5 separate regions of the Homo sapiens genome follow, and all the other regions are linked to region 5. The links are chromatin contacts, found by Hi-C or POLR2A ChIA-PET in ENCODE. All regions are on one chromosome and are shown on one strand. Each heading gives the region's core, a stretch centred on a gene start or an enhancer-like site at or near the end of the contact. The rest is flanking DNA. Distances are from core to core; before and after follow the strand shown.

Region 1 (5,403 bases), core at 1,025-3,524, 2.0 Mb before region 5:
GGTTTTTATCTGAATTCTTTGGTAATCTTGACATGTCATTCTTCTAACTTTCTGAGGGCCCTCAGTGCAGTTTTGTAGGACTGGAGCTGTTCACAGACGGTCCCCACAAAGCTCTGAACGTGGGGCTTCTCTGCTGACTGGCCTCTGGTTGGCTCCACCCCGGAAGGAACTCCCAGATTCTCCATGAATTCCGCTTCCACCATCAAGCCTTGGTCCAAGCCCCTTTCAACCTTGACTTGGCCAGGAAGTGTCCTTTCTCTTCAGATAGATACTACACCTTAGCAAGACTTGGCATTTTTAGAATCCAAGCCAAGGGAGGCACTTGGCAAGGCAAATGTTATGGATGAGAAAAAGGCAAAACAAGTGTCTGCAGTTTGTAGAGGAGAGAGAGGATGAGTCTGATTGTAGCCCTGACCCTGAGTCAGGATCTCTCGGCCCCATTTGCAGGTCTACTTCCAGCTCCATCTGTCTGGACACTCTTTTAGGTCCAGATCATCTCTTACATGTGGCCAAGGAATATAGAGTATGCAAGGGGATGTAGCGACCTGAGAGTGTGAGTAACTTGTGCCCATCTCCAAGGAAGCTGTGATGGGGATAGCAAGGACACACACTCTTCTTATTTATAATGCCTTTCCCCCTCCCATGAGATATGCTTTTTATTTACTTCCTCCTTCTCATCCTAAGTCGGGTGAACAAGAGGACCAGGTTGCACATCCTACTACTTATTTATGGCCCAATTTTAACATGGGGGTGGAGTTGAGGTTGGAATTGTTCCTCCGCCTCTGCTGCACATGCTCAGTAAGCAAGAACACTGTTGATGGGAAAGGCTTAGTCACAGACAGTGGGAGCACATCCCTCCTTGGAGCTTTGGGTCGCTGTGCTCCAGAAACAGTTAGTTATAGCACACCCTGCTCCTGGCATCTACTGGAAGGTGAAGCCCTTGACCCTAAGAAACATTGGGAATGATTTGTACCCTCCAAAGTCCAATAGCTATGTCGGAGGGAAACGATCAAAGAACATGATTGAGGAGACTCAAACAGAGATGTGCTTCAGACAACACCAAGACAGAAAATTAATCCATTTTACCAAGTTAACAATGTACTGAAGGCGAACAAGAGACCAACCCACCTGCCAACCAACGCTATGAAGAAGGAGGGTTGATCAGTCTGGCTAACATGGTGAAACCCCATCTCTACTAAATATACAAAATTAGCTGGGCGTGGTGGCACACTCCTGTAATCCCAGCTACTCGGGAGGCTGAGGCAGGAGAATCGCTTGAACCTGGGAGGCAGAGGTTGCAGTGAGCTAGGATCAAGCCACTGCACTCCAGCCTGGGTGAGAGAGTGAGACTTGGTCTCCAAAAAAAAAAAAAAAAGAAGGAGGGTTAAAAAGAGAATAAGTCCCAAACTCATAAGATGGTGTGGAAAGGGCCCTGGTGACATAGGGGCCACCCATGCCAGTGAGAATGAAATCACAACAGGGCAGTTTCACACTGTTTCAGGTTTTTATTTTTTCTTCTTCTTCTTTCCCTCCTTTCTTCTTTTGCCTCCCCCTCCCTCTCGGTTTCCTTTTTGGCTCTAGACACCCACAGCAAGTGTCAAGCAATGTACAAGAATGAAAAGAAGACAGCCGTTGTTGCAGGTGGATGCTTCTGTTTGGAAGGTGTGGTTTTGTGTGCACTTTTGGTTGGAAACCTATGTCTCTCTCACACACATGTCCCCCACCTGCTTCAGTGAGCATGATCTTCTAAAATTGGCTCCATGGAATCTTCCCTAGGTGACACTGGCTGGACTCTGACACATTCAAATTCATTCTTTCTACTTATCTCAACTTTCAAGCACTAATTCAGTCTTTAAGATTCCCCTAATCTCAGGTTGTAATTCATTTCTAACATGTTTGTCATGACATCAGTGGTTGCATGTCTTCATATGTTTATCACTGCCCCCTCTTGGGAATTTATATTAATTAAACATTTTGGAAAAGCTCAGACTTAAAATGACTGAGAAGGTTCATGTTACAGTGTCTCACACTGAACACTCACTAAAAATAGTCTGGTAAAATCCAGAAGGAAATGGGAAGTCCTGGGGGCCTCATGGCAGTTTTCAGACTTCCCTAGAGCAAAGATGAGCCAGACAGCGGCTCCCACAAACAGAAAATGGCTCTCAATATTCTTCTGGCCAGTGGCAACTACTGAGGGTAAAACTAGACAGAGACGGCTAACTAGGAAGCCATATTGCTCTTGTATGACACATGGCTGCTTTACTTCTCACTGGCCAAGGCAAAACCATGAGGCATTGATTCCAGGGGATTTCATAACAGTGAATTGCATGAGTTGACTTGAGCAAAAGAAGTTTGTAGTAACATCTCCATGAACCATATCTGAGGCCCATTATCCAGGGGGACCACACTGCTGAGAAGATTGCTTGGGCTGTTTTGGGAGCCAGAACTAGGTTGTTGTCCTGCTATCACCCTGGGATGGTGGTTACATCCCTGCACCAGGTCCAGATGGAGGCCCACCAAACAGAACTTAGTAACAGGTGACATGCATTAAATAAAACAGTTTATAGCTCCCATCTCTCTTCTGGGCCTACTTTTCTCATGATTGATTTCTTTGCCTTTGGATTGAGGCATTGTAACTAAAATTCCCAGTTAATTTACAACGTTCCAAGGGTTGTTTCAACACATCACTCCTGTCCATTAACACATTGTGATGGATTAATTTGTGAGATGATCAACTCTCCAGAACAGGCCACCTAAGAAAACAGAACACAGGAAGCATGTTCTGAATGGAGAAGATGCATTTTAAAGTAATCCCAACTTTGGCTCCTGCTCATGAGGGCAGGCCCACAAAGGGAATGACAGGCAAGGAGGGAGTGAGGAGGATCTTAGGAAGAAGGGCTCAAGATGAAGTCACTGGTATCCCGACAATGTCATTCAGTAAGGGGTGGAGGGGAAGGAGGAAGGGAAGTCACATCTATTAAGCAGCAAATGCAAATTAAATGCTTCCTTTATTCCCTTGAATCTTCACATCACCTCTATGAGGCTAGTATTAGCAGCTCCATCTTAAAGATGATGGGTTAACTCAGAGATAAAGGTGAGATCAGAGAGGCAAAGTCAACTGCTCAATCTCTGGGACCCAGGAGTCCGCATCCCTGGAATACTTTTGAAGCAACTGGCTTGCAGAGCAGTTTGGGAAGCACCACATCTTCCTTTGTGACACCAGGGACTGTTATTACAGGGATCACTTTAGTAAGGAAAGCCCAGACCCCCAAGCTGTGCTCAATTTCCTTCCTTTTGTGTATAAACTTTGGTGCTCTCAACCTACTTCCCGGGAGTGGAGCTGCACTTAAACTCAAATTGCTTCCCGCTGGGCACTGTTTTTGGACAGGTATAATTTAACTATATAGGACTGGCATTTCTGTTTAGGGCCCAAAGGTGAAGACAATTTGAACAAGAACACTAGGGCAGAATTAGATAGACAGGGGCAGGTGGTTAATGGAATTGAAGTCTCGTAAGTCCTGATAGAGTTGCTGATTACATTTGTGGGTAAAAGGATGTCTTTACCGTAACTTCCATAACATCTTACTGATAGACGCTGTGGTTCTACTTATGTGGCGCCAAGCGCCACCTAGTGGGGTGGGAAATCCCTCCTGGATGCTGATGTTCTGCTTCTGAGACCCTTAGACGGGCTTCCAAAGGGGGATGTGGGAAGAAAATGTAAGAACAGATATAGTCATGTTTTTAAAAGTATGTCTGTGGCTATTTTTATCATATACCCAGTGTATTAATACAGAAATATGTAGGGCTGTGTGTTGAATGTTTACTGATGGGAGGGCAGTTTACAAAGAAGTTGAAGGCCACAGACTATTGAATATTTGTTTCTATCATTTATTTCCATTGTTTTTGCTTTAAGTCTCAAAATGGGGCCAGTCATGAATTTCCTTTTGCCCATGCAGATGTAGATGTATAGCCTTGAGTTAACTGGGTGACCGATCCTCTTTTTCCTACATTTCCATTTTTTATAGACTGTGGCCCCCATTTTAAAACTGTATTTGAGTATCAGTAATCTTTCTTGCACATTCTAGCTGAACATTCTCTCTCTCTCATATTTCCGAGCAATCCAACCACTAACCATTCCCTTCTGTCACCACCCCCCGCCCTATAAATAGCATTTTGAAGCATGCAGTAACTTGCCAGTTTGAGGATTTAGGTCTTTTTCATCCTGCTTGCCTACTTGACTGTCAGTTCATGAAGACAGTTGGTGAACAGGCATGATGCTTGGGTGTTTCACGCCCGTTAATTAAGTCAAAGATGATGGGGCGCTTACTTGCTAAGATATATATACATGTACACACCTACCTATGTATTCTGTATGCACATATATATAGCTGTCCATATATGTTTGTGTATATGCACACATATACATGCAAGCATGTATATATTTGTGTGTATTAGAATTACTGATAATTAGAATTACTGAATTACTGATGGCCATGTTTTGCATAGATTAATTGTAAACCTAAGTAAGATAAACCATAAAAAGTACTCAGCACAGGGTCTGACATCTATCAAACACTCCATAAATAACTTTTTAAATTCTTTTTATTACTTTTTAAATTCTTTTTATTACTTTTTAAATTCTTTTTATTGCTTTGGATATCTAATCAAGTATATAATCTTTTTTTTTTTTTTTTTTTTGAGACAGAGTCTCACTCTGTCACCCAGGCTGGAGTGCAATGGTGCGATCTCAGCTCACTGCAACCTCCACCTCCGAGTTCAAGCGATTCTCCTGCCTCAGCCTCTCCAGTAGCTGGGACTACAGGCACACACCACCACACCTGGCTAGTTTTTGTATTTTTAGTAGAGACGGGGTTTTGCCATGTTGGCCAGGCTGTTCTCGAACTCCTGACCTCAGGTGATCCACCTGCCTCAGCCCCCCAAAATGCTGGGATTATAGGCATGAGTCACCGCGCCTGGCTAATCAATTACATAATCTCAAGAGGCTAATTCTATATTCTTCATACAGTGAAAATTTTTAACATTTTTCTTTTAGTATACAGTATCTGGGAAATTTTTTCTACTCATCACTTACTCTGTACATAAAGTTTATGTTCAACATTTCATGTACTATATTCATACATTATTTAACAATTTTTTTAATTTAAAGGGTGACACTCAACGTATTGCTTTTCCATTTGTTACATATTCTCAATCAAAATTCGTTTTCTCTAGATTTAAATCCATCAAAATTTCCAGAAATGTCCCAGATACCCAGACGTCCTGTAGGCTTTAAATATAATTTTTCATCTTCAATAATCTTCTATTTACCATAAGAATGCTGACCACTTCCTGCTTGTAGCTTATCTGAGGAAAGTCCCTTTTAGTTGATCCAAGTTCCCAGAT
Region 2 (5,018 bases), core at 1,916-4,415, 1.9 Mb after region 5:
GCCTCCCCGAGTAGCTGGGACTACAGGCACACGCCACCATGCCCAGCTGATTTTTTTTTTTTTTTTTTGTATTTTTAGAAGAGACGAGGTTTCACCATGTTGGTCAGGCTGGTTTCAAACCCCTGACCTCAGGTGATCCGCCCTCCTCTGCCTCCCAAAGTACTGGGATTACAGGCGTGAGCCACAGCGCCCGGCTTTTTTATTTGATAACTTTATTTATTTAGAGACGAGGTCTCGCTTTGTCGCCTACGCTGGTTTCAAACTCCGGGGCTCAGGCGATGCTCTTGCCTCAGCCTCCTAAACTGCTGAGATTACAGGTGTGAGCCACGCCTGCAGGCACAGTTAAAAGACAATAGTCCTGGCGCAAAGGTGAGATCAATGTAAACAGAACATTGGATGACCCTTAAAGTCTTGGACATAAAGAAAGGATAGGCCAGGCATTGCGGCTCAAGCCCGTAATCCCAGCACTTTGGGAGGACGAGTTGGGCAGAGGACGAGTCGGGCAGAGCACTTGTGGCCAGGAGTTTGAGAGCAGCCTGGCCAACATGGCGAAACCCCATCTCTACTAAAAATGCAAAAATTAGCCGGGTGTGGTGGTGCACGCCAGTAATCCCAGCTACTAGGGAGGCTGAGACACGAGAATTCCTTGAACCTGGGAGGTGCAGATTGCAGTGGGCTGAGATCATGCCACTGCACTCCAGCCTGGGCGACAGAGCAAGACTCTGCATTAAAAAAAAAAAAAAAAAGAGGCCAGGCACGGTGGCTCAGGCCTGTAATCCCAGCACTTTGGGAGGCCGAGGTGGACGGATCACAAGGTCAAGAGATGAAGACCATTCTGGCGAACGTGGTGAAACCCCCTCTCTACTAAAAATAGAAAAATTAGCTGGGCGTGGTGGGGCGCGCCTGTAATCCCAGCTACTTGGGAGGCTGAGGCAGGAGAATCACTTGAACCCGGGAGGCAGAGGTTGCAGTGAGCCGAGATTGGCCACTGCACTCCAGCTTGGGCAACAAGAGCAAAACTCTGTCTCAAAAAAAAAAAAAAAAAAAAAGATATGCATTTAATTCAATTAAATATTTTTCATTTCTCTGAAGGCTTGGGGTTAATGGCATAGTTCTTTTCTTTTCTTTTTATTTTTTGAGACGGAGTCTCGCTCTTGTTGCCCAGGCTAGAGTGCAATGGCGTGATCCCGGCTTACTGCAACCTCCGCCTCCCGGGTTCAAGCGATTCTCCTGCCTCAGCCTCCCTAGTAGCTGGGATTGCAGGCACGTGTCACCACGCCTGGCTAATTCTATTTTTAGCACAGACCGGGTTTCACCACGTTGGTCAGGCTGGTCTTGAACTTCTGACCTCAGGTGATCCGCCCGCCTCGGCCTCCCAAAGTGCCGGGGTTACAGGCGTGAGCCACCGTGGCCGGCCTCTTTCCTTAATAAAGATAACTTTATTGATTTTTTTCATTCCATACATACTTAAACAATATAGAAAATCATGAAATTTGAAACCAGCCTGGGCAACATAATGCCCCATCTCTAAAAAAAAATTTTTTTTTGAGGAATAACTTACTTTTGTGTGTGTGTGTGTGATGGAGTTTCTCCTCACCCAGGCTGGAGTGTTCAATGGCACGATCTTGGCTCACTGCAACCTCTGCTGCCCGGGTTCAAGCGATTCTCCTGTCTCAGATCCCAAATAGCTGGAATTACAGAAGCCCACCACCGGCTGGGGGCGGTTGCTCACACCTGTAATCCCAGCACTTTGGGAGGCCGAGGAGGGCAGATCAGGGGGTCAGAAGTTCAAGACCAGCCTGGCCAACATGGTGAAACCCCTCTCTCTACTAAAAATACAAAAATTAGCCCAGCGTGGTGGCACGTGCCTGCAATCCCAGCTACTCGGGAGGCTGAGGCAGGAGAATTGCTTGAACCTGGGAGGCGGAGGTTGCAGTGAGCTGAGATCGTGCCACTGCACTCCAGCTTTGGGTGACAGCAAGACTCCGTCTTGGGAAAACAAAAACAAAGAAAAAAGAAAAGCCCACCACCACCACCATGCCCGGCTAATTTTTGTATTTTTAGTAGAGACGGAGTTTCACTGTGTTGGCCAGGCTGGTCTGGAACTCCTGACCTTGTGATCCACCCGCCTCGGTCCCCCAAGGTGTTGGCATTACAGGCGTGAGCCACCGCGCCCGGCCTCATAATGAATTATTTAAGACAATATATCAGGATTTCATGATGGTCTGTGCCTTTCAGAAGCTCGGCCATTGGAGATCTGGTTCCATCAGATGGAAATAGGGAATATTCCTGAGGAAATCTCCCCTCTCCCCCCCAACATCATATCAATAAAAAAAAAAATTCGGTTCAGCAAACCGAGTTTGTTGAAAAAATTTAGGTAATGAAACGAGTAAATGGGGTGGGAGAAAGCAGGATACATTCAACATGAATGAAGTGCCAAGTAAGTGTGCAGAAGCCGGGGCGGTTCAACCAAGGTGAATAGAATGCGGCACCTATCCCGCGGGAGCTCGGGACAAGTAAACCGTGGTAACAACTCTGGTGGAGGGGCAGGGCTCGGGGCAGGTGCCCGAGCACGAAACTTCAAATTCTAAGAGCCAATACACCTTCCGTCTTGAAAGTCGTGAAGTATTTTCCCTTATCCCCAAATCATTCGCGCCCAATTCCTAAGAACGGCAACAAAAACAAAAACACAAGAATGTGTCGCCGATCGTGCTCCTTCTCAAACACGGGGATATTTCTAAACTTTCCGCGAAAGATCATAACGAGTACCTTCCTATAGCCAGACATCGCCCCCAGAAACCGCAAGTCCCACTAGGATGCACACGAAGCACACTGGGTGCAGCACTCTCCCCTTTTCAGAACGCCGCCTTATGTCCCAATCCCGATCCGAGCCTGCGAGCTGTGGCCGCACGCCCTGCTGGGACTTGTAGTCCACTCCCGAGTCCCATTCCCGATCCGCGCAGACTCACACGGCCTCTATCTGCCCTTCGGTCTTGCTGAAGCCCAGCCCAGTATTCAATGCTCCCCATCCCCATCTCGCTCCGTCCCCTCGGGGGCCAACCTCCTCCGGTCACGTGGGAAGTCTCACATGCGGCGATTGGTCGTGGGGGCTCGGGGGCGGGGCGAAAGGCCCTGCGAGATTCTGTGCCCCTTGTCGGGCCGCTTGTTTGGCTGCTGCCGTCACCTCATGGCGACGCGGGTAGAGGAGGCAGCGCGGGGAAGAGGCGGCGGCGCCGAAGAGGCGACTGAGGCCGGACGGGGCGGACGGCGACGCAGCCCGCGGCAGAAGGTCAGTCAGGGGGACGCCCTCGTTGTTGTCGGGCCCGGGGGATGTTTGGGCTCCCTTTTTCAGGGTCCACCTCTTCTCTCTCCCTGGTTACCTATAGCCACGGGACGAACATCCGGTCTTCTTCCCTCCCGGGGGTGACGACAGTGGGAGCAGGTGGGGGGGGGTGGGACCGCGATGGATGGGGTGGGAAGGGACGACGGTTGGGGTTTGGCGGCGCGCGGCGGGGAAGCCGGGAGGGAGGGCAGGGGGCGCACGCGGTTCTAAGGGAGAAGGGGTGCGAGGCGGGGGTGCGCCAGGTGTGACAGCCACGTGCGGCCAGCACCGCGGGGATCCGGGCGCCAGGCGTTCCTTCTCCCAGTCACCGCCGTCACCGTGCTCCCGGCGCTGAGCGCCGCCGTCCGGGGGCTCGCTGGGGTCGTGGGCTCGCCCTCCTGGCGTCGGGCAGGTGCGCAGGGCGCGCTGCGGGGTGCCCCCGGGCTGCTCAGGCTAGGCTGTTGCGCAGTAAGATAACCGCGCGGGAGCCGGGGTGTGCTTGGCCCCCCTTCCCCCGCCCCCCTGCGCTCCCCGCCACTGCGCGGGCGGGCAGGCGAGCGGGTGAGTGTCGCAGGGCCGGTGCGAGCGGGACGCTCGGCCCCCGGGACCTAGACCCCGGGGCTCCGAGGGCTTGGCTGCACGTGGGGCCGGGGATGGATGGGGAGGCGATGCTGGAGGACCTCGGTCCTGCAGAGTTGGGATATCGCATGATAGCTGGTCCTCCCAGTCCTATTTACCACCCTCCTCTTTTTTCCCCTCTTTTTTTTCTTTCATTTATTATTTTTTTAATTTGATGAGTGGAAACTTGAATGCCTTCCCGACCCTGGCCTTGGGTCTTTCTTAATCTGGGAAACAGGCCGGACTGTTCCCCTTGCCTTACTTGACTCACGTCAAGGAGTTTTCAGTCCCTCCCTAGATACAGGAAAATTGAGACCTCTTTCAGAACGGGACAATTCCACTTGTTCTGGAGCTCAGTGGGTGGAGTTTGAAAAAGATTGCACAACGAACGGGGTACAGGGTTTTCGGGGCCCTGGAATGGATAATTGCGGGGACTGAGACTGGGAAGGTGGGAACCCCATCTCTTTTTTTCCTTGCAGGTGAACATACTGAAACGTTCGACTTGTTGGATATCTTGCTTGATCACCGAGGGCTATTTAATATTACTTAATTATGTATTTGAACACTCTTAACTCCTGTATGAAATTACGAAATAATATTTTTCTAATGCAATTCATAAACTTCAAATGGGAGAACAAAGGTCCAGTTTACGTCTGAGCAGAGTGTTAAGAATTAGCTTTTTGGGGCCTGTTTCTAAGGTCAGGTATTTTCATGTTTCTGCATGACAGTGTTACTACTTCTCAATTACCTCTCTTTCTTTCTCTCCCTCTCTTTGTATTCTAAAAGAAAGATCCAGTGCTTGCAGGACTGAAAAAGAAGCTGTGGACCAATGTCCTGTAAGGGATTCAACACCATCACTTTGGACACTTCACTTATTCCCTAAGGGTGGAGTGCCAATCTCAGTGTTTGATTTCGTAGGTTCCCCAGGGGAGGAGGACTCTGATAAAAAGCCACTGCAATTGAGGATATAAGTTCCCTTTTATGACACTGGGATAAGGACAAAAAGTCGTTGAATTAGGAACTGAGGTTTAATCAACTAGCATTTAAAATAACCAAGATAGGAGGTAATGACCCTTTG
Region 3 (5,139 bases), core at 1,260-3,759, 2.0 Mb after region 5:
TTTTGGTATTTTAGTAGAGATGGGATTTCACCTTGTTGCCTGGGCTGGTTTTGAACTCCTGAGCTCAGGCAATCCGCCTGCCTCGGCCTCCCGAAGTGCTACGATTACAGGCGTGAGCCACCGCACCCAGCCAAAATTAGCTTATTATTTTTATAACTTGTTGCAAAATCCTCTTTTTAGGTTAGAGTTTCATTTAATCCTCTTTAAATTATATGTCCGCAACACCCAAATTTAAGATGCTTGTTTTTTGTTTCTTTGAGAGACACGGTCTCACTCTGTTGGCTAAGCTAGAATGCAGTGGCGCAATCATGGCTCACTGCAGCCTTGAACTCCTGAGCTCAAGCTAACCTTCCAAAGCACTAGGATTACAGGAGTATAAACCACTGTGCCTGACCCCATATTTAATACACTTTAAAAGTACATGGTCAAGTTCCTACTAGAAAAGGTGCAAGTGAATGAGAAAGGCAGTCTAATGCAGGGACCAGCTGTGTGATCTTGGGATGGCACTTAAACTCTCACTCCCAGTTTCCTTATCAGTAAAACAAGGATGATGAAAAGTACCTACAGCATAGTACTATTATGAGGATTACAACAAACAACAGGACGTAGATTCTTCAGATGTGCCAGGCCCTGTTCTGAGTGCTCAATAAATGCCAGCAATTATTACCAGAGAAACTGCAGATGTAACAGAAAAGAATACTCTTATGAAGACTAACAGCAATCTCAAAGTGTATTCCATAAGCCGATAACATCTTTTCTTTGGTCAATTGTTGACAAGGTCTTTTTCCCTTTACCAATTAAAATGTATTTATCTTGGATGACTGTTACGTGTGTTCACTTTGTAAAAATTTATCAAGCCATACAACACTTAAGATGTGTGAACTTTTCCGTAAATATTCTATTTTTCAGTAAAGTTTTAAAGAAACGCATTAGTTTGGGCCCAGAAAGATGCTGCTCTACATTCAAGCCCAGGAAATGTCAAATATATTCAGTGCTTCCTCCAAACACGATTAATCTCACAACAGCTTCTTTCTCCCCTTTTACCACCACACTATACACCAGAAATCATCCCACAAATCACGTAAGTTTTGAAAATAAAAACCACCTGCCACCTCATGCAAGGGCTGATTACATACTTATGTTCTATGCATAAAACGCCAAAACTAGGAAATTCAGAACGACAGTTAAATTTAAACAAAATAAAAGTTGCCAGAAACCCTTACTTAGTCACTTCAGGAAGCCACTGAACGGTAAGACTGGGCCACTGAAGAGCATGGGTCATAACCAGGTCATATAGAAACGGTGTATTCTTCTTCCAGATTTTATATTCTTCATTGATGACACGCTCCTCCACAGTATCTTCAAACACTGAAATTTGGAGAAAGCCCACACGATTAAGTGGCTGAGATAGATCAAAGTCAGAAATTGGAGGTCACCTCAAGATGGCCACACCTCATGTACTCTTTCCTTTTACCTCTAATTTGGACACGGACAACTAACTGCTCTTCCAGAAGGTGGAGAAAATACTAACAATCAGGAAGCCTATTTTTTCCATTGAGATCAATACCCCCTGCGTACACCATGTTGGGTAGTCAATTACACGGACATGGAAATTGTTTACCCTGTTACAGCTGTTCGCACCTGTTCTAAGATGACGACCTGTACGTACAGGGGCTGCGCGACCCAGTCGGGAAGACAAATGCACGTGTAGCAGAAGCCCACAGGCCTGGTCTCTCCAATCCCCATCAGGGGAGGCCCCAGCTCCCACGACGCCCGCCTCGGCAGCCATAGGCCTGAGGACCCCAGCAACCCCCGGACAAGGGCCGCGACCCCGAGGCGGTCAACGCGCGCGCGCGCGTAGAAAGAGCCGCGGCGCTCGCTTCCCAGCGGCGGGGGCCGCCTCCGCCCCGGGGCCGAGGGCGCCGGAGGGAGCGCAGCCGCTGGAGGAGGGAAGGGAAGAGGGGGGCCCAGCCCTCGGCCCCGCGCCCGGCTCCGGAAGTGCTCGGAGCCCTCGGCGCGGCGGTCCCGTCCCGCGCAGGCCCCTCGAGGCGCGCGCCCAGTCTCGCGCCCGGCCCCGCCCCCTGCTCCGCACGCCAATTCGCGCCTTTCGCCGGCGCGTGCCGCGGCCTCGCGCGCCCGCCGCCCCCCGCGGCCCCGGCGCGCGCCGCCCCGCAGGGCCTCTTACTCTCTTTACTCGCCATCTTGCGTCGGGTCGTTCGCCCCTCGCCGCCGCCTCGGACTCCTCTCGTTAGCCAAGAGCAGCCCGACCGCTGGCGCTCCTGCCTTTCCCAAGCGCGTCACACTCCCCACTGTCGAAAGCCCGGGCCCCGTCTTGCTGCCTGGGTGCTCCCCAGACGCCGCGTCCTTCTTTCCTGCCTCCTCCCCGCTCGCGGGTACCGAGGTCTGAGGCGCTCTTCTCTCTCTCTCCAAACTTGGAACGAGACTTTTCAACCCGCGCCTCCCAGCCCGCCCAGGCAGCTGAGCGCAGGCGCATCCGCCCTGGGAAAAGTGAGAGGAGGCGGAGAGGCGGGTCTGGGAGCCAACGGCTCCGGCGCCGAGACCAATGACGCGCGGCGGGCGGGTTTCACGCGGCGTTCGGAGGCGGGCTTCTGGGGGTGGGCGGAGCGTGCCGCGGCAGGAAGTTGGCGATGCGCAGGCGCGAGGGCTCGCCCGGCGCTCCCAGGGCCGGCCGCGGAGGCGGATGGGGCGCGCGGGGGCGGGGCGGATGAGGGCCCGAGGGGGCGGGGCGGATGGGGGCGCGCGAGGGCGGGGCTGATGGAGGCGCGGCTGGCCGGCTGAGTGGGGGCCGCGAGCCCCGGGGCGGCGAGCCTTGGGGCCCGCGGGGCGTGGTTGCTTGTAGCGGCAGCGGTGGTGGGGGTGAGAGGGGGGCAGGGAGGCTGCCGCCGCTTAGCCAAGCAAAATCTCAGAGCAAGAGGGGAAAATGGTTCCTGTTCTCGAGAGATTACTGTGCCTTCAAAGTCTCCCTGATAATCACGGACATGCAATTCTCTGCACCCCTGAAATGTTCTCCTCCAGCCGACTGGCCTTTCCTGGGGCCCGGTCGGGCCGAGGTGGGGCTGGTCTCAGACGGAGGAGAGCTTTTGGAGAGGCCGCGGGCGTTTTCTGCCTGCAAAAGCCGCCGGGCCGCCCTGTTAGGCTAAATGTGCAGCCTGTGGCGGCACAGGCCGCCGGCGGGCCGAAGCCGATTTACACTGTTACATTTTAATTTGTTCGATGTTTGGGTCCTTAAGATGATGGTTTGCGGCCTCTTCGCGCTTCAGGGGATTTTGTCCCTGCACTGGCGTTCCTTTCTCATCCCAGCCCCGGCCCCTGCTGAGTCATTTTTGTCACCTGCAGGGGTCCCAGCGCGACCCCACCCCAAGCTGGCGGAGCTGGAGAGAGCAGGGCTGAACTACCCTGGGCCTGCTTACCTGAGCCCTGCTCTGCTCAGGAACTTCATAGCCCCTGAGGAGTGTGTCGGGGGAGGAGAAAGCTGGCTGCAAGGCCAAAAGGGAAATAGAAGAAAATGAGGGCCAGGAGCAGAGGGGACGGAGTTGGGGGAGGCGACCAAGGTGCCTGCGTGCAAAGGGAACCGAAGTGTACGTCCAGCTCCGGGAGAGGCTCCTCTTGCAAAAGCACCCCCGGAACATTTGCTGCCTTGATACCTTTCCAAGTGCCTTCATGCTCAGATGCTATCTTGCAGATGCCGCTGTCATGCCCACTTTTCTGACCGGGACGCAAACCCAGACGTTAGTCAGTGGCAGAACCAGTCACATTCCCTTCTGTAGATATTTACTGTGTTGTTTCCGATACAATACCGTTCATTATTATAACGCCCTCCCCCCATTCTGGGTCAAGGAATCTTGTTAGTGCCTAAGGCTGAGGGGGTGGCTAGAGAGGGAAGAGAGTTGGAAGGGTGTTTAAGCAATACAGCCCTCATATTCTAGGACATTAGTTGGCAAGACTTTTTCTAAAAGGACCGAGATAGTAAATATTTTAGGCTTTGGGGGCAACTGCTCGACTCTGTCGCTTTGCAGCGCAAAGCAGCCATGGAAAATATGGATGCATTTGGCTGCGTTCCGATAAAACTACAGACACTAAAATCGTTTTCACGGGTCACAAAATCTTTTGATTTTTTTTTTCTATCACTTGAAAACGGAAAAACCATTCTCAGCTCGAGGGTCATACAAAAACATGTGGTGGGTTAGATTTAGTCGGAGGACTGTAGTTTGCCCACCTTGTTCTAGAATAATTGTACCTTATGGCTCTGCTTCAAAGAGAACCTCGTGTGCAAAGCAAGAGGCGGCTTGGGAGATGATTTGTATCCCTTTAATACAGTGTACTCATTTCTGACAAGTAGACATGATTTCCAAAACCTATTAAAAGAAATGTTTAAAGGACTGAAAGAAAAGAAATCTTCCCAGACGACTTGGCTTTAAAATCTTGATACTGTTTACCTCAGTGAGGGTCAGAGAAGGAAATATGGAACAAATATTTTGGGAATTTCTGAGAATATTCACACACTATCATGCATTTAATCCGAAAGTGTCATGTACAGCATATTTCATTAGTTTTGCATTTTTGTTGTTGTTAAATTGAATCTGTCAATTCTATTTAATTTTTTGGCCTTTTTTCCATACTACTTTTTTTGCATTAAAAAAAGTGATATGTTTTCTCTCTTGGATTGCTTAACTGTTGGGTTTGTTTTGCCTTTCTCCCCAGCCTCTTAGCTCTGGTCCTAATCTTTTCTGGCACTTTTCTGGGGTTGTTCTTTTTGTCTCTCCTGTGCTCAGCTAATAGAGTAAGGCACAAACAGGTGCACACACACAAGGAAGGGATGAATTTTATTTCATTTTTTCGAAAATGCAAATTCTAAATGGACTTCATGATTGCGCTTAGTCACAACTTGAAGTTTGAAAAACACTACACTATGATTTTTAAATTTCTATTTCTTTCTTTTTTTCTTTTCTTTTCTTTTTTTTTTTTTTTGAGAGAGGCTCTCATTCTGTCACCCAGGCTGGAGTGCAGTGGCACGATCACAGCTCACTGCAGCCTCAACCTCCTGGGCTCGGGCAAACCTCACACCTCAGCCTCCCAAGTAGCTGGGACCACAGACACAGGCCACCATTCCCAGATTTT
Region 4 (4,598 bases), core at 1,356-3,855, 1.8 Mb after region 5:
CAGCCTGGGCAAGACAGAGTGAGACTCCGTCTAAAAAAAAAAAAAAAGTCAAGTTTATTCACCTACTAGATGGTGGAATTAGAAGCCCATCCTAGGCTTCTCACTCAAATTCCAGGCTCTGTTCAATCATACTTGAAGCAAATATCCTATTCCCGAAAGTCTCAACCACTTTCAGGTTCTCATTGACTTAATAAAGCCTAGAAAGGCATTGATCCTAAGACATCTCCTGACTTCAAAGCTGAATCAATACTTGGACTCTAAAAACAGGCTGGAATGTCATCAATGCCACTGAACTGTACACTAAAAAAAATTTATTTTTACTTCAATTTAAAATATTAATAGTGTAATACACCAAAAATATATACCATTGAATTGTACACTTTAAACAGGTGAATTGTTTAAATCTCAGCTGTTTGGGGGAAAGAAAAAAACAGGTTGGGCTTGATAACCTAAAATCCTGGACCTGAATAAAATATAAATATAAGTCAGGCTGGAAAACTGGACAGCAGGGAAATCAGAGTTGTAATCAATTCCTCATGTATTCCCTCAGGTCACCGGAACTGTCCTCCTCTTCTCAAAATAGTTGGGGAGCAAGGAATCATGGATGTCCTTCCACAATTAATGACTGAAGACTGTGCTTGGGAAATGTGTCCATGAACTCCCTGCTCTGAAGGGGTAGTTATGCACATCACTAGTTTTTTGTTAGTTTTACATGTTATTGTGGGAAAAGTTAAAAATATAAAAAAGACAAATGTTTAACTACCCAGCTTCAACCCATGGCCAGGCTTGTTTCATCTATATCCCCCCCCATTCCCCCCACCCCCATCCTGTATTAATTTGAAGCAAATTCCAGACGTGGCATCATTTCTTTTTTTCTTTTTCTTTTTTTTTTTTTTGAGACGGAGTTTTGCTCTTGTCATCCAGGCTGGAGGGCAATGGCAGGATCTCAGCTCACTGCAACCTCCGCCTCCTGAGTTCAAGTGATTCTCCTGCCTCGGCCTCTCGAGTAGCTGGGATTACAGGCGCCCGCCAGCACACCCAGCTAATTTTTTGTATTTTTAGTACAAACGGGGTTTCACCATGTTGGTCAGGCTAGTCTCAAACTCCTAACCTCAGGTGATCCACCCATCTCGGTCTCCCAAAGCGCTGGGATTACAGGCGTGAGCCACTGCGCCTGGCCCAGATATGGTATCATTTCTTTGGTAAAATCTCAATATGTGCGGTGGATAAACAGATGGATAAACAAAACGTGGTGTATACATACAAGGGAATACTATTCACTCTTAAAAAGAAATTGACACAGCCTTGAGGACATTATACTAAGTGAAAGAAGCCAGTTACAGACAAATACTGAATGATTCCACTTATATTAAGGTATCTAGTCAGATCCATAGAGACAAGAAGTAGAATGGGGGGAGGAGGGGGATGACAAGGACAGGAATGGGGAGTTGTTTCATAGGTAGTTTCAGTTTTGCAAGATGAAGTTCTATTTTTCTTTTTTCTTTTTTTTTTTTTTTTGAGAATGGACTCTGCAACCTCTGCCTCCCGAGTTCACGCCATTCTCCTGCCTCAGCCTCCCTAGTAGCTGGGACTACAGGCGCCCGCCACCACGCCCGGCTAATTTTTTTCTATTTTCAGTAGAGACGGGGTTTCACCGTGTTAGCCAGGATGGTCTCGAACTCCTGACCTTGTGATCCTCCCGCCTCGGCCTTCCAAAGTGCTGGGATTACAGGCGTGAGCCACCGCACTCGGACTATTTTTCATTCTTTTAATTGCAAGATGAAGAGTTCTGAAGATTGATTGCTCAACAATGTAAATGTACTTAACAGTACTGAATTGTACACTTAGAAACGGTTAAGATGGTAAATCATATTAAGATGGTAAATTTTGTGTATTTTACCACAATTAAAATTTTGTAATTTCACAATTCCTTAATTTTATCAACTACCCAGTGTCCAAATTTCCAGTTCTTATAATAAGTATCATACTATTTTTTTCAATGTGTTTGCTGAATTAGGATCCTAATAAAATGCACAAGGGGCCATGTGTTACATCTCTTAAGTCTTTTTTAATCTATAGGTTCCCCACCACACTCCTCTCTTCCTTGCAATTTATTTGAAGAAACAAGGTTGTCTGTCCTGTGGCTTCTCATAGTCTAGATTCTGCTGACAGCATCCCATTGTGTTGTTTAACACCTTATTCTGTCCTCTTATTCCCTGTTGGGCTTGGCGGCTTTGGGTTAGTTTTGAATTGGGCTCAGGAGGAGGCTAAAGACATCCAATTCTGCGGGAACGCAGCCCTGCGGGACCTGAAAAGGCGAGACTAAGTCACCAGCCAAGCTGCCTAGAGGCAATCTTAAAATGGGACTGGCTAGGACTGTGACAAAGACACCGTCCACATGCCTACTAGGTCAGTCACCTACAAAGCTGGCGAATGAGGAAAAGAGGGAAGGCAGGGCTACGCTGGGAAAGCTCTTTGTCCCCTATCCACGCGCACAAAACAGTTGTCACAACTGACGTCACCAGGGGCGGAGCCTTTGGACGGAAGTGACGCTTGCGCGGCCGCGGCGGAGTCGTCATAGAGGCGGGGCTGCGGCGGCTGCGGTGTTCCTCCGACTTCCGGACATCTCCCTGGGAGTCGCGCAGAGTGGAGTCAAAGGCAACCAGTGCTCGCTGCGGTCTCTGGGGATCGGGACCGCGGCGGCGGCCCGCGAGCGGGATGTTCCGGGGCTTGAGCAGTTGGTTGGGCTTGCAGCAGCCGGTGGCAGGCGGTGGGCAGCCCAATGGAGATGCTCCACCCGAGCAGCCGTCCGAGACGGTGGCTGAGTCTGCGGAGGAGGAGCTGCAGCAAGCGGGAGACCAGGAGCTCCTCCACCAGGCCAAAGACTTCGGCAGTGAGTCTACCCTGGCTCTGGGACCGGGAAGGGGGGGGCGCATTCCTCCTCTGGGACGGCCCTGGGGCGCGGGCCCGACTGGCTGGGGGATGAGGGGGCCGAGGTGGGAGGCAGGGGAGGAAGATGTGTCTGTCGGTCAGTCCTCTCCGGGTCGGGAGAGATTGGTGAGGATCTGGACGAGGCCAGAGCTTCATCTAGCAGTCAGGTCCTGTCCCTGAAGTTCCTGGTGACAAGTCTACAAAGTTTGCAGACATTGGAATCAGGTATGCAGTCAAGCAGTGTGACCCGACGTCTTCAGGTTTGACAAGGAATCTTTTTTGTTCAACTCGAAAACCTTCATTTACACCCCCCAGATCGGGGATAGTTGGCGAGCTTGAATTGGTTGAAAAAATAATTTTTTGCCCCTAGGTCAGAACGTGTTGTCTGAAGTAAACTGACAGTTACTGAATGTCAATGTCTGCCCCGGTCAAATGCTTTTTAGGTACAGAGACCTTTTTCCTTAAGGAGGGAGAGAAAATGCCAACTGTCTGCTATACGCAAGTTGCAGTACTAGATGTTTTATGAAAGATATCCCATTTCATCTGTTAAACACCCCCAGTGAGTTGGGGGAACAAGCCCAGAGTTATTGGGCCAAAGTTATACTGATAGTGAGTGGTAGAAGTGGAATTTGAGCTTCGATCTTTCTCATTTTAAAGCCCGTGCTCTTTCCAAGTTTACAGTCTACAGGGGTTGGGGGACAGGTGATAATAGACGTGGAGTAAACACATGCTGTAGTAATTCTCATTTCTGGAGAGACCATGGTGGGCTTCAGTGATCACAGAAAGCATCTTTGAGGCCGGATATGGTGGCTCAGGCCTGTAATCCCAGCACTTTGAGAGGCTGAGGTGGGCGGATCATGAGGTCAGCAGTTCGAGACCAGCCTGGCCAACACGATGTAACCCCGTCTCTACTAAAAATACAAAAAATAGCCGGGCGTGGTGGCGGGCACCTGTAATCCCAGCTACTCAGGAGGCTGAGGCAGGAGAATCGCTTGAACTGGGGAGGTGGAAGTTGCAGTGAGCTGAGATCGCACCACTGCACTCCAGCCTGGGTGACAGAGCAAGACTCCATCTCAAAAAAACAAAACAAAACAAAACAAAAAAGCATCTTTGAGGAGGTGAGCCCTAAAGCAGCCCAGCACTACAAGTGAGAGAACTGCAACAAAGGTAGATACTAAGTTCAGCAACATTTGAAGAATCTACTAAAAGATGGGGGTGGGGGGATGGGGGTGGAGACAGGGATGTGGGAGGAGAGCAGCCTGAGAGTAGATAAACACATATTTGAGTAAGAAAGGGCCGAACAGTTTTTCTGGAGACAGGGTCTCACTCTGTCGCCCAGGCTGGAGTGCAGTGGCACGATGTTGGCTCACTGCAACCTCCACCTCCAGGGTTCAAGTGATCTTCCTACCTTATCCTCTCCAGTAGCTTGGATTACAGGCATGCCCTACCACGCCCAGCTAATTTTTGTATTTTTAGTAGAGATGGGGTTTCGCGATGTTGGGCAGGCTGGGCCCTAACGTTTAAAAGTTTACTGTGGGATGAAAGGACAGGGAAAACAGACATAATCTCAAACCATGACAGTGTATAATCTCAGCCCAAGGCCCCCAGATAGAATAGTCTTGCTCTGTCGCCCAGGCTGGAGTGCAATGGCACGATCTCGGCTCATT
Region 5 (5,341 bases), core at 1,060-3,559:
ATGTGAGTAAATGCGGGAGAATCGTGATCAACTAAATTAGAGGATTTGGGAAGATTACGCTAAAGAAGATTTTTATGTCATATTAAGGACTTATAAATTTCTCATATAAGTAATGATAACCCACTGAAAGACTTCAAAAACAGAAATCACAGGACTGTACTTTTGAGTTATGAAGATCCTGGTGACAGTGTTAAAGGTGTGAGTGAGATCAGACTGGAAAAAGAGCTAACAATTAGAAGAAAATTATGAGTACTTAAATAAAAGGGAGAGATGACTCTGAAGGTAATTTGGCAGTCAACTGAAATGCATATACCCAGTAGTTTCATTTGTAGATATAAACCCAGAGACATAATCCCACATATGAATGAATACATTGCTCTAGAAGCTCACTGTGCTGATATTTGCAATATAAAAAAAGTAAAAACCTCAATGAACACCAATAGGGGAATGAGTATAGATGGACTATCAAACAAGAGTTAAAAGGAATGAATTAGATCTATCTATCTATATATGTGTGTGTGTGTGTGTGTATATATATATATAATCATGGTTAAATTTCAAAAATAAAATGAATTAAAAATTAAGTTGCAGACAAATGTACACTGCAGCATATTATTTATGTAAAACAAATAAAACAGCATTATATATGTTCTATTTACCTACAATGACTACAGTCCCTGAGTGCTTTCTCAAGAAATAGTGCCATGTACTATTTTTTTTTTTTTTCCTGAAGAAACAGTGCCAGGTACTGCTCTAAGCACTTTGGATTAACTCGTTTCTTCCTCACAACATCCTTATGACATAGGCACTGTTACTATCCCATTTTATAGATGGAGAAACTGAGGCAAGGAGTTTCAGGATCTTCTCAAAGGCTTGCAGATAAGAAGTGACAGAGCCAGGATTCAAACCCAGGCAGTATGATCCAAAATAAAAAAATGTAAAACTGTAAACATTTCATGCCAAATTCTGAATGCTGTTGATTCTGGACAAGGAAGTGTCCAGGATAGGTGAGTAGAGGTAGAAGGAGACTTTAGTTATATCTGAAATATCTTTTAAGGATGTAGTCAAACAACGTTTAAACAATGTGTTCATTTTTTCCCATAAAAAATGTAAATATATTTAAAAGTCTAGGACAAAAGATGCTAACATGCCATTCTGTCATGGATGACTACGGTTGATGGAAATATGGGGGACTATTCTTACAACTTGTTTGTAGTTTTCAGTATCTTTCAACTTTAAAAAAGGCAATATTGTATGCGCAACTATTTTCTTTCAATTGTTTTTAACTGACGAATAAAATTTGTTCCAGTCCCTTTAAATCTAAATCTTTCTCAACCTTGACACTATTGACATTTTGGGCTGGATAACTGTTGTGAATTTTCATGTACACTGGAGGATGTTTGGCAGCTTCCCTGGTCTCTATCCACTAGTAGCCAGTGAGCATCTCTTTTGCCCCCGGCCCCTAGCAGTGGTGACTAAAAATGTCTCCAGAGGTTGCCAAAGGTCCCCTGGGTGGTAAAACCGCCCCCCCCACACACACCCCCCCACCCCCCCGGCTGAACACAACTACCTTAATAAGCCGAAACACGCTTTTTTTAACTTTATATAATTATTTGAGATTAAAGATTTCAGAGATATTTTGCTCATTAAGCATCTCACACTCCAAGTTGGAAGGATACTGAAGGGATGAAAAAAACTTCAAGCGAATGTAGCACTTAAAATCCAATTATCATTGCAAGGAATGACAGACCCAGGTCTCGGGATGCCCGCTTCCTTCCCTCTCTCCCGCAATGCGGGGACAAGGGGAGGAAATCCAGCCCCATCGCCCCCTCTGCGAAGTCCTGGGAAGGGAAGACTCGCCAGCCCCATCCTACCTCAACGCAGCGGCAACATACCGGAGGCCCCACGTCGATACGGTATCCATCTGCTCCAAACCTCCCGCCAGCGCGCTGCATCCTGGGAGGCCGGGCGGAGGCTGCGTCGAACGCAGAGGAGGCGGAGCCTAGAAGCCAGCCAGGAGAGGTGGCCAAGGGAGGCTGAGGAGGCGGGGCCCTGGGGAGTGTTGTGAAAGCAGAGAGCCCGCGAGCTCTCTAGGGCGGAGCTCCGCGGGGGAAGCGCCGGCGATCTCGCGGCTGGCGGGGGCGGGACCGCAGTGCGGGGGATGTCGCGGGGCGAGGCCAGACGAGAATCGAATGGGACCTAGGCTGAGGGCCTGGTCCCGCCTCCAGACCCAGGCGTCCGCATTGGATTGGGCGGTGCGGCGGCGCTTCTGTCCGCCTTCCGGTGTCACGCGACCGCCTCCCCCTCCCACCCTTCTCTGTCTACCTCTGGGCGGGACTGCCGGGTGATGAGATACTCGGTCGGCGACGGTAGAACGGGCGACGGCGACAACCGCAATCACATCCACGACGGTGATCATGGCAGAGGTGAGGAGCCTATTGCACCGCCGCTGGCCCCCCGGACCCGGAAGCCGCCTCTGAGGCCCGGGGACCGAGCGCCCGTGTGCAGGTGGGCTGGGTTGAGGGTAAGCGGGTTGATGCAAGTAGTATCTAAGGTCCCATCGTGTCTCCCATCCAGAATCACGCCCAGAATAAAGCCAAGCTCATCTCTGAGACCCGGAGGAGGTTCGAAGCTGAGTATGTGACAGGTGGGTACTCTGTTCCAGGTATTAAGAAAGGTGTGCAGTGAGCATCCCCAACTTTGCTGGAGTGTTTGTGAGTGTATTTGTGGGAGGTGTTAGGGACCCTTTCGACCCTCACAGGAATGATGCTGGGCACGTCTCAAAGGTTTTCCTCTCCATGACAAGCCGTGTGCACTGCTTCAAATGGTCAAGTGGTGTGTCCCATGCTCCCTTTAAAGGGTTAATGTAAGTTGGAAATCGGTTAAGTTTTTAGCATGCCCTCGTGTTTATGGAACTTGCAGGATACTTGTTAGGCCCACAACACGGGTGACATTGTCCAGTCCACGGTTCCACTGCTGGCCTTTCACCAGCAACACTAGCGAAAATGTACCTGGAAACTGCCATAATACTATTGATGTGTACTTAATTGGGTATACAAATTCCTTGGATATTTTGTTTGATTTGGCTTTCATACAACCCAGCATGCTACCCACAAAATAGGCCCTCCAATGCTGGAACAAGTTCTTATCCCAAACTGTATCTTGCAAAGTACCTATGAGTCCAGAATTGATTTATTGGTTGAACATTCTGTGTCCAGATGTCACAGATACTTGAGTTGTCAGGTACTTAACTGAATATTTAATGCTTGTACAGTAATTTTGTAAAACATACGGAATAACTTATTGTAAATATGGAATTAAATAAGGATTTATATGTTGCCTACCTTAAGATTGATTGTAATCCTAACCCTGCCACTACATAGCTTACTTGTCTATTCTGAGCCCGTTTTCATATCTGTGAAGTGCAAATAATAAAGTTAGTAGGATTAAATTTTTTAAAAAAACATAAACCATCTAGCATGTCTTAAAATATAGTGGATTCTCAGTGAATATTTTGCCTCAGTTGTCATTTTGGTTACTGTGAAAGGAGTTAAGCTTCTACATCTTGACTAGTACTCAGCAGAGGTTCCCTGCAACTTTAAACCATCCTAGATTATACATCAGTTGATGACATAGAACAAATATGGAAATCGGTTTCAAATACTTGTCAGTAAATCTTTTCATACCTCCTTGCCAATTTTCTTCACACCCCAAACTTTGTTCCAGAGAGTTGCAAAAGCACTTGATTCACTTTTCACCCAGAGTTCCCATTTCTAATAATATAGCTGGTTCCAATAAAGAGATCCTTCTTCAATTGCTTTCTACAGAAATGTAACTATTATAGCTGTTAATACATGGTTTATAATATTTTAAGAAGTAACTCAGAATTCGACCTAATGAGCTAGTAACACCCCAATAGTCATTTATTTATGCCCAAGGGAGGAAGCAGAATACAGGCAGAAATTAGGCAATAAACAAGATCTTAAAGGTCATCTTGGGGCAACCTCCTCATTTTTAAAATGAAGAAAGTGAGGTCTAGAGAGATTAAGAGATTTGCTCAAAATCCCTGATGTTATTGGCTAGGCCAGGACTAGTGCTCATGTCTTCTGATTTTCACTACAGTAATCTTTTGGCAATACCATGATGTCAAGTTAGATCATGTCACTCTCCAGCTTGAAACCCTTCAGTGCCTTTCCAACTGCGTTTAGAATAAAATCCCAATTCTTTATGGTGGCCTGTAATTCAAGGCCATGTGTGATCTGGCTCTTGCCAGCCCCCACCCGCCATCCTCATCTGTTACTACTCTGCTTGCTTAGTGCAGATTTGACCACCGTTCAAAGTAAGATACGTGTTATATGTTGCAACCCAGGACAAACGTGCACACTCACATAACTGAAGCAAAATTTCATTAAAGAATACTTCTGAAAACATGTGACTCTCGATGTATTTTTTTCTATTTGACTTCCTTTTAAAAAATGAAATTACCCACAAACTTAACATCACAATTTAAAATGTGACCCCCAGTTGAAAAACCACGACTAGCCACACTGCCTTGTGTTCCTCAAACAGAATGGGGCTGTTTCAATTTCGGACTTTTCCACTTCTCTTTGCCTGGGAAGATTTTACCCAGGTATTGCGCATGGCTTGGTCCTTTTTTCTCTTCAGTGTTTAAATGTATCCGAGAGGCCTTCACTGATTATTAAATGTCTCCGTCTTGTTTATTTTCTCTGCTTTACAGCCCTTATCGTAATCTGTAATTATCTTGTTCATTGGTTTGTGTGTTTTTCATTTCCTCCAGTAGAGTGTACATGGGTTCCGTAGCAGCCTATAGACATTGAGAGTAGAGGCCTTGTGTGTCTTACTCACCTTTGTATGCCCAGCACAGTTCTCAATATATACTTACTGAATGAATATAGCAATACTTAAATATATACATAAGAAGATTGGTCCAATTTTAAAGATTTGCATGGAAAAAGAAAATAGAAGCCTTTGAAGACCTTCTTACCTTAAGGTTTCAGTTGTTTCCTGGAATATGACAACAAATAAAGGTAGAATTGGAAAGTGATAATAAAAGGGGTGTTTTGTTTGTTTAATTTGCCTGTGTTTTCCCCTTAGAATTTGCTTTTAGAAATTAACTCAGGTGTTTAGAACATCCACTTTCCTTCTTTTTCTTTCACCCTTTCTATTGTCATTAACAATATTTTGTTTCAGAAGAGGCTGAAGGCAGACTTAAGCAAAGTTGATGTTTTTCCTAAAGGAAAATATTTATTTTCTGCAAGTGTGTCACTTCAAGCACAAACTGTATTCCAGAAATGCTTTTGGAGTTAGGTTCTTAGGAATC

The links. Hi-C counts contacts between places; a loop is a spot of excess contacts on that map. ChIA-PET counts read pairs that join two places held with the same protein, here RNA polymerase II (POLR2A). Pooled maps may share reads with other maps.
Region 1: a loop to region 5 is called in a pooled map, with 5 times the contacts of the local background. The contact joins the enhancer-like site here to the promoter of MOSPD2 in region 5. A Hi-C loop is called at or near these places in 2 of 50 pooled maps.
Region 2: a loop to region 5 is called in a map of CD8-positive, alpha-beta T cell, with 7 times the contacts of the local background. The contact joins the promoter of TXLNG here to the promoter of MOSPD2 in region 5. A Hi-C loop is called at or near these places in 2 of 168 maps with a recorded cell type or tissue (CD8-positive, alpha-beta T cell and naive thymus-derived CD4-positive, alpha-beta T cell) and 7 of 50 pooled maps. POLR2A ChIA-PET finds 5 or more read pairs at or near these places in 1 of 52 experiments (activated CD4-positive, alpha-beta T cell).
Region 3: a loop to region 5 is called in a map of CD8-positive, alpha-beta T cell, with 23 times the contacts of the local background. The contact joins the promoter of RBBP7 here to the promoter of MOSPD2 in region 5. A Hi-C loop is called at or near these places in 4 of 168 maps with a recorded cell type or tissue (CD4-positive, alpha-beta T cell, CD8-positive, alpha-beta T cell and naive thymus-derived CD4-positive, alpha-beta T cell) and 10 of 50 pooled maps.
Region 4: a map of HepG2 shows a loop between it and region 5 (18-fold over the local background). The contact joins the promoter of SYAP1 here to the promoter of MOSPD2 in region 5. A Hi-C loop is called at or near these places in 3 of 168 maps with a recorded cell type or tissue (CD4-positive, alpha-beta memory T cell, HepG2 and naive thymus-derived CD4-positive, alpha-beta T cell) and 9 of 50 pooled maps.

The regions. Positions count from the first base shown.
Region 1 is chrX:12,890,642-12,896,044 of GRCh38, forward strand. No RefSeq gene overlaps it. Among named protein-coding and RNA genes, the nearest start is that of TLR8, 13 kb to the right of the region's middle. Within about 2 kb of position 2,275, at least 3 of the 41 ENCODE cell types and tissues checked have a DNase peak (open chromatin) inside an H3K27ac peak, as active enhancers do.
Region 2 is chrX:16,783,301-16,788,318 of GRCh38, forward strand. It overlaps TXLNG (taxilin gamma), which reads left to right and starts at 3,166. Exons shown (of 10, transcript NM_018360.3): 1 at 3,166-3,289. The coding sequence starts at 3,188. LOC124905250 (a long non-coding RNA gene) reads right to left here and starts at 2,966. Exons shown (of 2, transcript XR_007068398.1): 1 at 2,770-2,966; 2 at 2,360-2,663. RefSeq lists enhancers at 2,562-2,761, 2,733-3,465 and a silencer at 3,512-3,951.
Region 3 is chrX:16,867,853-16,872,991 of GRCh38, forward strand. It overlaps RBBP7 (RB binding protein 7, chromatin remodeling factor), which reads right to left and starts at 2,510. Exons shown (of 12, transcript NM_002893.4): 1 at 2,186-2,510; 2 at 1,224-1,368. The coding sequence starts at 2,201. RefSeq lists enhancers at 1,427-1,516, 2,526-3,204 and silencers at 1,737-2,076, 2,097-2,146, 2,477-2,786.
Region 4 is chrX:16,717,007-16,721,604 of GRCh38, forward strand. SYAP1 (synapse associated protein 1) reads left to right here and starts at 2,606. Exons shown (of 9, transcript NM_032796.4): 1 at 2,606-2,893. The coding sequence starts at 2,719. RefSeq lists an enhancer at 2,416-2,475.
Region 5 is chrX:14,871,112-14,876,452 of GRCh38, forward strand. MOSPD2 (motile sperm domain containing 2) reads left to right here and starts at 2,310. Exons shown (of 15, transcript NM_152581.4): 1 at 2,310-2,426; 2 at 2,578-2,647. The coding sequence starts at 2,418. FANCB (FA complementation group B) reads right to left here and starts at 1,958. Exons shown (of 10, transcript NM_001018113.3): 1 at 1,875-1,958. RefSeq lists a silencer at 2,048-2,277.